Linked DNA regions of Homo sapiens: region 1 is linked to region 2. A link is an interaction called in ENCODE POLR2A ChIA-PET data of the cell type or tissue named here. Cell type or tissue: GM12878. All regions are shown on one strand. Each heading gives the region's core, and the rest is flanking DNA. Links, peaks and the distances in the headings are about the cores only.

What was found. Peaks named below come from ENCODE experiments on the same cell type or tissue, not always from the same donor. Only the 100,000 strongest peaks of a DNase experiment are listed, where the experiment ranks them.
Region 1: POLR2A ChIA-PET joins it to region 2 with 5 read pairs; 1 of 35 experiments calls an interaction of 5 or more read pairs at or near these places.

Annotation. Positions count from the first base shown.
Region 1 is chr7:116,578,461-116,582,855 of GRCh38, reverse strand. All of the region lies in intron 2 of COMETT (cytosolic oncogenic antisense to MET transcript), which reads left to right. Among named protein-coding and RNA genes, the nearest start is that of CAV1, 56 kb to the right of the region's middle. RefSeq lists a silencer at 1,276-1,725. In GM12878, for the core only: no CTCF peak of the experiment used is centred there; no DNase peak of the experiment used is centred there; H3K27ac peaks cover 284 bases.
Region 2 is chr7:116,957,123-116,961,517 of GRCh38, reverse strand. All of the region lies in intron 1 of ST7 (suppression of tumorigenicity 7), which reads right to left. ST7-OT4 (ST7 overlapping transcript 4) reads right to left here. Exons shown (of 5, transcript NR_002329.2): 5 at 1,701-2,365. Among named protein-coding and RNA genes, the nearest start is that of ST7-AS1, 5.0 kb to the right of the region's middle. In GM12878, for the core only: no CTCF peak of the experiment used is centred there; no DNase peak of the experiment used is centred there; H3K4me3 peaks cover 489 bases; H3K27ac peaks cover 1,431 bases.

The sequences.
Region 1 (4,395 bases), core at 312-4,311, 380 kb after region 2:
CACATGGGAGAGGGATGAAACAATACTATATTTAAACCAAAAAAGGATTGTCCAGCTGATTTAAAATCTCCTCACTTGTGTGCGGCTGGTGTGCTTAGTCTTCTCAGTGGTTTCCATGAGAAGGTAGGATCCTGAGTTGATGACCCTTCTCCTTACTGACCCCCTCCTTCCTAGGAATGGAGCTTAGACCCCATCCTGCAGGAAGACAGCTGCCCCAGCAGAGGGAGGATGAAAATTATGGCTTTTCCTCTGACTCACTGTGCGACCATGGAAAATTCCTGATTACAAAACATGGAAGAGTCAAAGCTTTTCCCTTGAGAAACATCTCCTGTGTCTCCCACCCTTCTACTCACCCACGTATCTCAAACTGTCTCCTTGGGCAGTATGGAGAGCTGGGACCTCCACAACTGTGAGAGGGGAGCAAGCTACAGACAGCTGGGGTCACTTACTTGGCTGGGAGCCTAGCTTTGGTCGTGGGTGACTGTGTTGGATAATGTAAGTCCAGCTGCTATAACAGATAAACCTTCAAATATTAGTGGCTCACACAATGGAAATTTCTTACGCATGGAAAAGTCCATTAGTGCTGGAGGGTGGGGTAGGCTGTGGGCTGTGGGGGATGGTACTTTCCTATGTGTAGTCTTTTTTTTTTTTTTTTCAGACAGGGTCTTGCTCTGTCCCCCAGGCTGGAGTACAGTGGCACGATCTTGGCTCACAACAACCTATGCTTCCCGGGTTTAAGTGATCCTCATTCCTCAGCCTACCGAGTAGCTGGGATTATAGGCATGAGCCACCATGCTCGGCCTCTGTGTAGCCTTTTGAGGACCCAAGCTGAGAGATGTTGTGTCCTTTCAACATGGGGTTTTCATGGATGCCCTTGGTCTAGATATCCAGCTGACATATAGAGGAAGAGTGTAGAATCACACATGAGATTTTTATCATCCAGGTCCAGAAATGGAGCACACAATTTCTGCTCAGATTCTAGTGCCAGATCTTAGGCACATGGTCACTGCAAGAAAGGCTGGGAAGTGTTGTCTAGCTGTGTGCCCAGGAGGAAAGGTAAAAGATTTTCATGCATAAACTAGCCAGTCTCTGCCTCAGTGGCCAAAGTCCACTTCTCAGCTTGGCTGGTATTAATGTCAAGACCCTGCTATGTCAAGCACAGGTGCTTTTCTTCCAGGAATTGGGAGTCTTGAAGTCAGATGATGAGTTGTACCTGCTTCTAGGAGAGTCTCTTTAGTTTGAAGAGGCCAGTGGCAGAGACATTGAGAATAGGGTTCAGTCTTCTGGGCATTACTTGGAAGAACCAGGCAGTGTTGCAGGATAGGAAGGTCACAGCCAAATGATCTGGGCCCAAACAGGTTCTGATCCTGGGATAAGCCAGAGAGATCTCAGCAACTCCAAGGCAGAAACTAGGTCATGATTCCTTGGCTAATAAAATCAACTGAGAGAGAAGCTGTAGTCTGGGCTCTGGATAAGTGCTCAGGGACAAATGATCTGGATGTGATGTGTACAGTCAAATTCTAGGCCATACCACCTGACGGAGGGGAATCTCTGTGCTCTGCCAGACTTGGTGGAACTAAGCCTCCACTTTCTTCAACTGTTTGGGGTTGAGGAATGCAGAGTCATACACACCTGTTTTCTTTTTCCTTGAATCTGGTAGACATAGTGGTTGAGTCCCTAAGCCAGAAGTCAGAGAGATCTCAGGAACTTTGTGGCCTGTTCCACCACAGATCTAAACCTGTCTTGGTAATTCCATCACATTTGCTTGGTGAGGTAACTTGGCAACCCGTGAGCCATGAGCCCCAGGTGAATCTGTAATTCTATGATTGTTAAGGAAGTGTGGCTCTACCAGTCCCCTGGTAGATCCCTGGAATTGCTCTACATCTATAAGTAACATCTCCCTTAGGTGGGGCATTTACCCGCACAGGATGTGAAGATGCATTAGATTTGACCATCTCAGCTCAGTGAATCCAAGTAACCATAGATCTTTGGCAGATTTTCTTCCCTGTCATGGTGTCAGGGGCCCAGGGAGCAGGACTGATACAACTCAGTTTCCCTTGCCGGGGCAGAAGTGAGAGGAAGGGTCTAAAGCTGTGGGAATGGCAGTCAGCTGTCCCCTTCCCTTCAGCTTCAGGAAATATGAGGCCAGAAGAGGGAAAGTTCAGAAACTGTGCAGGCACTCATGGCACTGCAGAATTTCAGCCTCACTGCTAAATCTGGGAGGGACAAGAAGCAGGCAAAGTTGGATTATGTGGCTAATAGCATAGAGCCAGGGAAACTAACTTGAGGGGCTTCAAATCTGCTAAAATTAGAATTTTCCTTTTAGATCTGTGCAGACTTTGTTCTTATTACAAAGTGGTGGACATTTTGGAACAACCAAGAAAATTTTATGTGCTCTTCACTTGCTACCAAAACTAGTACTAAAACAATACCTGCTTTTCACCCTCAGATACATCTGGGTCTTTAGTCCAGGAAAGAATCACCTCCAAGGTGAGTGTGAGTGGACAAGGATGTAGAGGATGCCCCCAGCCTTTTGGAGGAGTCTCTGTAGGATCAGGCCACCTGAATAGATGCCCTGAGTGCTCTGTTTATTACCTTTGTTCTTTTCAGTATCTGCATGGTGGGGCCCATAGTCTTTTTTCTCTCTGCAGAACAGTGAAAATTTCTCTGTCTTGCTCTGCCCAGGAGCAGGTAGGCCAGAAGTGCCAGAGAATTAACACTCACCATCTTCACCCCCTGCCCCGGCAGCAGCCTTCAACCAACTTGCCACTTGGAAATAAATACTTGTTCTCTTGCCCCTTGGATGGGATAATTCTGCAGCAGGTGCTGTTTCCCCAAGTTTTCCCACCAACATAACCTGACCATGGTAGCAGACTTAATAGTAACCTTATAGCTCCCTTCCCTTCCTTGTATTGCTTTCCTAGTTCCCGCTGATGATACTCCCTATTCTTCTCAAATTAACTGCTTGTGTGCAAATCCTTGCCTTAGGGCCTACTTCTATGACAAGGCTAACTAGGATGTCACTTTTCCAGAAAATAGCCTGGGCTGCATGAGGGAGTCATTCTGATACTTTAAAAATAATGTTTCCCCAGGCAGATGTTTTGGGATCATGATAACATTTACTCTCAACCTTCCTCCCAAGCTATTCTTGATAGACACATGGAAATTTTCAGAAAACCAAATACCTCATGTTCTCACTTATATGTAGGAGCTAAATGATGAGAACACATGGACACATAAAGGGGAACAACACACACTGAGGCCTTTTGGAGGGCAGGAGGTGGGAGGAGGAAGAGGATCAGGAAAAATGTACTAATGGGTACTAGGCTTAATACCAGGCTGATGAAATAACCTGTAAAACAAACCTCCATGACACAAGTTTACCAACGTAACAAACCTGCAGTTGTAACTGTGAACTTAAAATAAAAGTTAAAAAAAATTGCATTAGAACTTTCTTTTACTTTATTTGAGATCCAAAGAAAATTTATCTCCAAATAAATTGTGGTAGTGGTTTATATATTTTTCAAATATTATTTTTTACTAAGAAATATGCTTTACATTGCAACTCAGTATACATACTCTCATAAACATGAAATGTCTTATTAAACTCATCTGATTACCCTTGCTCTCTGTGATCTATATGTTTCTTTCTCCTCTCTTCTCTTTTATTCTTTTCCATTCTATTCAGTTATATTTTTGTTAATAAATGAAAGCCAATTTCACAATTCTAGAATAGGTGCTATGGTCAAAATGTTTGTGTCCCCCTCAGATTCATATGTTGAACTCCTAACCCCCAAGGTGATGATATTAGGAGGTGGGCACTTTGTGAGAAGATTAGTCATGAGGGTAGAACTCTCCTGAATGGGATTAGTGTCCTTATAAAAAAGGCCTTTCTTGTACCCCTTCCTACCACATGAGGACACAGCAGAAAGACCACCTTCTATGAAGAGGCCCATCGCCAGACACTGAATCTGCTGGTGCCTTGATCTTGGACTTCCCAGCCTCCAGAGCTGTGAGCAATGAAGGTCTGCTGTTTATAAGCCAACCAGCTTGTGATATTTTTGTTATAGTAGTTCAAACAGACTAAGACACTAGGTCAGCACTCACAGTTTGAGCAACACTAGATGAAGGAGACACATATTTCACAACAGGTCCGCCAAACAGGATTCTTAAGGAAAGAATGTTCAAAGAGGAGATTTGCAAAACTATTATTTGTTGTCCTTCACAGCTATCATTGCATAGGGCTGATAGCTATGCAGTGACCTTTGTTGTTAGCAACACAATTTATTACCATCCTCTGCTTCTAGAAGAAAGAAAAAAATCGATACATTGCGGGTACTAGGATGTTTAGGCCTCATGTGTGGATTTCTCCAGGTGTCCCCATTCCAGGGAGTA
Region 2 (4,395 bases), core at 242-4,241:
CACGAAGAACTATAAAACACTGCTCAAAGAGATCAGAGATGACACAAGCAAATGGAAAAACATCCCATGCTCACGGATAGGAAGAATCAATATCATTAAAATGCCCATACTGCCCAAAGCAATTTACAATTTCAATGATATTCCTATTAAACTACCACTGACATTCATCACAGAATTAGAAAAAACTGTTTCAAAATTCATATGGAACCAAAAAATAGCCCAAATAGCCAAAGCAATCCTAAGCAAAAGAACAAAGCTGGAGGCATCATGCTACTCGCTACTCATCTTCAAACTACACTACAGGGCTACAGTAACCAAAACAGCATGATACTGGTACAAAAACAGACACATAGACCAATGGAACAGAACAGAGAACCCAGAAATAATGCTGCACACCTACAACTATCTGATCTTCGACAAATCTGACAAAACAAGCAATGGGAGAAGGATTGCCTATTCAATAAATGGTGCTGGGATATCTGGCTAGCCATATGCAAAAGATTGAAAGTGGACCCCTTCTTTACACCATATACAACTGAAGATGGATTAGAGACTTAAATGTAAAACCAAAAACTATAAAAACCCTGCAACACAACCTACATAATACCATTCAGGACACAGGAATGGGCAAAGATTTCATGATGAAGACACCAAAAGCAACTACAATAAAAGCAAAAATTGACAAATAAAATCTAAACTAAAGAGCCTCTGCACAGCAACAGAAACTATCAACAGAGTCAACAGAAAACCTACAGAATGGAGACAATTTTTGGAAACTTTGCATCTGACAAAGATCTAATATCCAGCATCAATAAGGAACTTAAACAAATGTACAAGTTAAGTACCTCATATTATCTGTATGAATGGAGTTCAGGGTTCTACCAATGTGGAAAAAAATTGTCTGTGAGCAATGACACAGTAGTACAAGAAAGATTTGGTTGGGAAATTTTTCAGAATAATATTGGCAGGCAAAATGAAACTTAACAGAATTGTAACTCGAAGTGATTAGAAATACTTCAGCACAATTTTATGTGTCTGCAGTGGCTCACGCCTAGAATTCCAGCACTCTGGGAGGCCGAGGGGGACAGATCACTAGAGGCCTGAAGTTTGAGACCAGTCTGGACAAGATGGCGAACTCTGTCTCTACTAAAAATACAAAACTTAGCCGGACATGATGGCATGCACCTGTAATCCCAGCTACTTGGGAGGGTGAGGCATGAGAATCACCTGAACCCAGGAGGCAGAGGTTGCAGTCAGCTGAGATCCCGTCCCTGCACTCCAGCCTGGGCAACAGAGCGAGACTCTGTCTTAAAAACAAAAAAACAAAACAAAAAAAAAAGAATCCCAGCGTATTTGGAGGGTGGTGATCTAGAAAAAGAGAGGTGGAAGTTCAGATTTGAGGGGTAAGAAAGAGCCATAGCATCAAACTTTGTAAATGAAGGTAATACACTTAGATTGTATTTTCAATGCAATGGAAGCCACTGCAGGAAGTCATACAAAATCTGGACTTGTATTCACTAAGTATTAAGAGTCCAAACTGTAAAAAACATGTATACTCATTAAGTCCATGTATTATCTTGGTGCTACACTTTGCACTCAATGAAATTCATCGTAAGACACAGAATCCCAGAGCTAGAAGGAAACTTAATGAATGTAAAGCCATTATTTTACATATACAAAAACTCAAGCTCAGAGAAAAATGCATCATTCGGATTGCTTTATTAATGGCTGAGAAAAATATCTCCAAAAATAATTAAGGGCAACTAAGATGTCTGGGATACATTCTAAACTCAAAGCTGACATTAATCAAAAAATTGTCCTTTTATATATTCATAAACTGAACCACCATGCTTTAGATGCATATGGCCCATCATAGAATATATAAGATCTTGTAACAGCCTCTGACCACAATCTAAAGCTGCAAACTTAGATGGGGCACATACTCAGTAATGCATTTGATCAATTGTATTGTTCCAATCCCAGCTCACTAAATACACCGTAACTTGGATATTCATTCATCCAGTGAATGATAAGGACCTACTTTGTACAAGGAATTAACACTGGAAGATGAAGAACTAGAATCTAGAAGAAGTAATAAAACATACATATACAAAAAAAGATGCATATATACACAAACACTGACCCACATATATCACACACATATACCATAATTCATATAAGATAAAGTAACTGCAGGCATGCCATAAACAGCAAAATAACTAGAATTAGAACTGAAGCTTTAAGATGTGACTGAATTGTTGTAATTCCTTGTAAAACTTGAACGGATAAAGAGCTGTTTCTTTTGATGAGCAAAGAAAGTGTTTTGAGATAGAATCTACTCCTGGTGAAGATGCTGTGAACATTGCTGAAATGACAACAAAGGATTTAGAATATTACATAAACTTCATTGATAAAGCCGTGGCAGGGTGATAAAATTGACTCCAATTCTGAAAGTCCTACTGTGGGTAAAATGCTATCAGACAGCATCACATGATACAGAGAAATCTTTCTCTGGAAAGGAAAACCAATCCATGTGGCAAACTTTACGGTTGTCTTATTTGAAGAAATTGCCACAGCTACCCCAACCTTTAACAACCAGCACCCTGATCAGTCAGCAGCCATAAACATCAAGGCAAGACTCTCTACCAGCAAAAAGATTATGACTTCCTGAGGCTCAGATAGCATTTTTTTTTTTAGCAATAAAGGATTTTTAAATTAAGGTATATACATTGGTCTTTTAGATATAATGCTACTGCACTCTTAATATAATACAATATAGTGTGACTATAACTTTTATATGCACTGGGAAACCAAAAATTTCATGGGACTCACTTTATTGCAGTGGCCGGGAACCAAACTTGCAATATCTCCAAGGTAAGCCTGTCTTTTCTGCAGCTGAAAGGATCAGAAGGCAGCATGCCAGCTGGTCCTTGATAGATGGGTGGGATTTACAGATAGGGAAGAACATTTTAGACAACAGGCACAACAGGGGCAAAAGACCTATGTAAACTGCAACCAGACCCTCTAGAAGGGAAATCCAATTTTATGTAAATTTTAAGTAAATTAAAATCTAAATGTTAAGTAAATTTAGAGCAAAAATTCTCAACATGAAAAAATGCCAAAACTGAGCTGCAGCCTAAGTTCTATATCACGTCAACAATATAAGAGTTTTACATCTGTATTCATGAGCTTAATTAACACAAAAAAAAGTCTTCTAAATAACTTGACCAGGCACGGTGGCTCACACCTGGAATCCCAGCACTTTGGGAGGTGGAGGCAGTAGGACTGCTTGAGCCCAGGAGTTCAAGAACACAGGGGACCCTGTCTCTACAAAAAAAAAAAAAAAAAAAAAAAATTAGCCACGCACTGTGGTGTGCACCTGTAGTCTCAGCTACTAAGACTGAGGTGGCAGGCTGAGACAGGAGGATTGCTTGAGCCTGCAGGTTGAGGCTGCAGTGAGCTGTGACTGCACCACTGCACTCCAGCCTGGGTGACAGAGTGAAACCTTGTCTCAAACATAAGTAAATAAATAACTTTAAGCCTAGATCAGGCTATTACATTTGTTTTCCAAAAGGAATGAAAACGGATTTCAAAGATCTTTGAAAACTTGCTTTTCAGCAAATAGAAAAAGAATTGGAAAATCACTTATGCTGCTTTTTGCAAAAACAGCAAAGTTGCCCGTTTTAGGAAAAGGTGTTTAAATTCAGCAGCAAAAAACTTTATAACATAGGGTAGATGAGAAAGTGCCATCAACACCACTGTATAAGTTATGGTACTATTTTTTAAGACTCACCTATTTTAATAATATCCTGCATGACTGTGCCAATCTACAATTAATTTTCTGCCCTTTGGAAAAGTATTGCTTTATGATATTAATTCACTTGAAAACTGACAAGTAATATTATTTGGGGTCTTTTAAAAACCTTGTTAAAATTTCATTCTATTTTCAGTAAATCATAAAACTATTTTAACACTATTGTATCCAAATCAAGAGCAGAGCCTCAAAAATCAGTTACCAGCAGCTGGGCATGGTGGCACACACCTGTAGTACTCGCTACTAGGGAGGCTGAGGTGGGAGGATCCCTTAAGCCCAGGAGTTCAAGCCCAACCTAGGTAACATACTAAGACTCTCTTAAAAAACAAACAAAAAAAAAAACTATTATCAAAGCTAGCCACTATGTACTATTCCTATTATGTTCGTTTTCTCCCCTTTCTTTTTTAAAATTCATTTTCATTACAAGATGTGATTGCCAATGTTAAGGTTTCTCTGTATGGTCTAAGAGAATACTGTGGAATTCTTTGAACTATATCCCTACCCTAAATGGCACTGGCTCAATGCAACGAAGGTCACACGAGCCAAGCTGGTGGGAGTAGGGAAGTAGTATACCTCAAAAA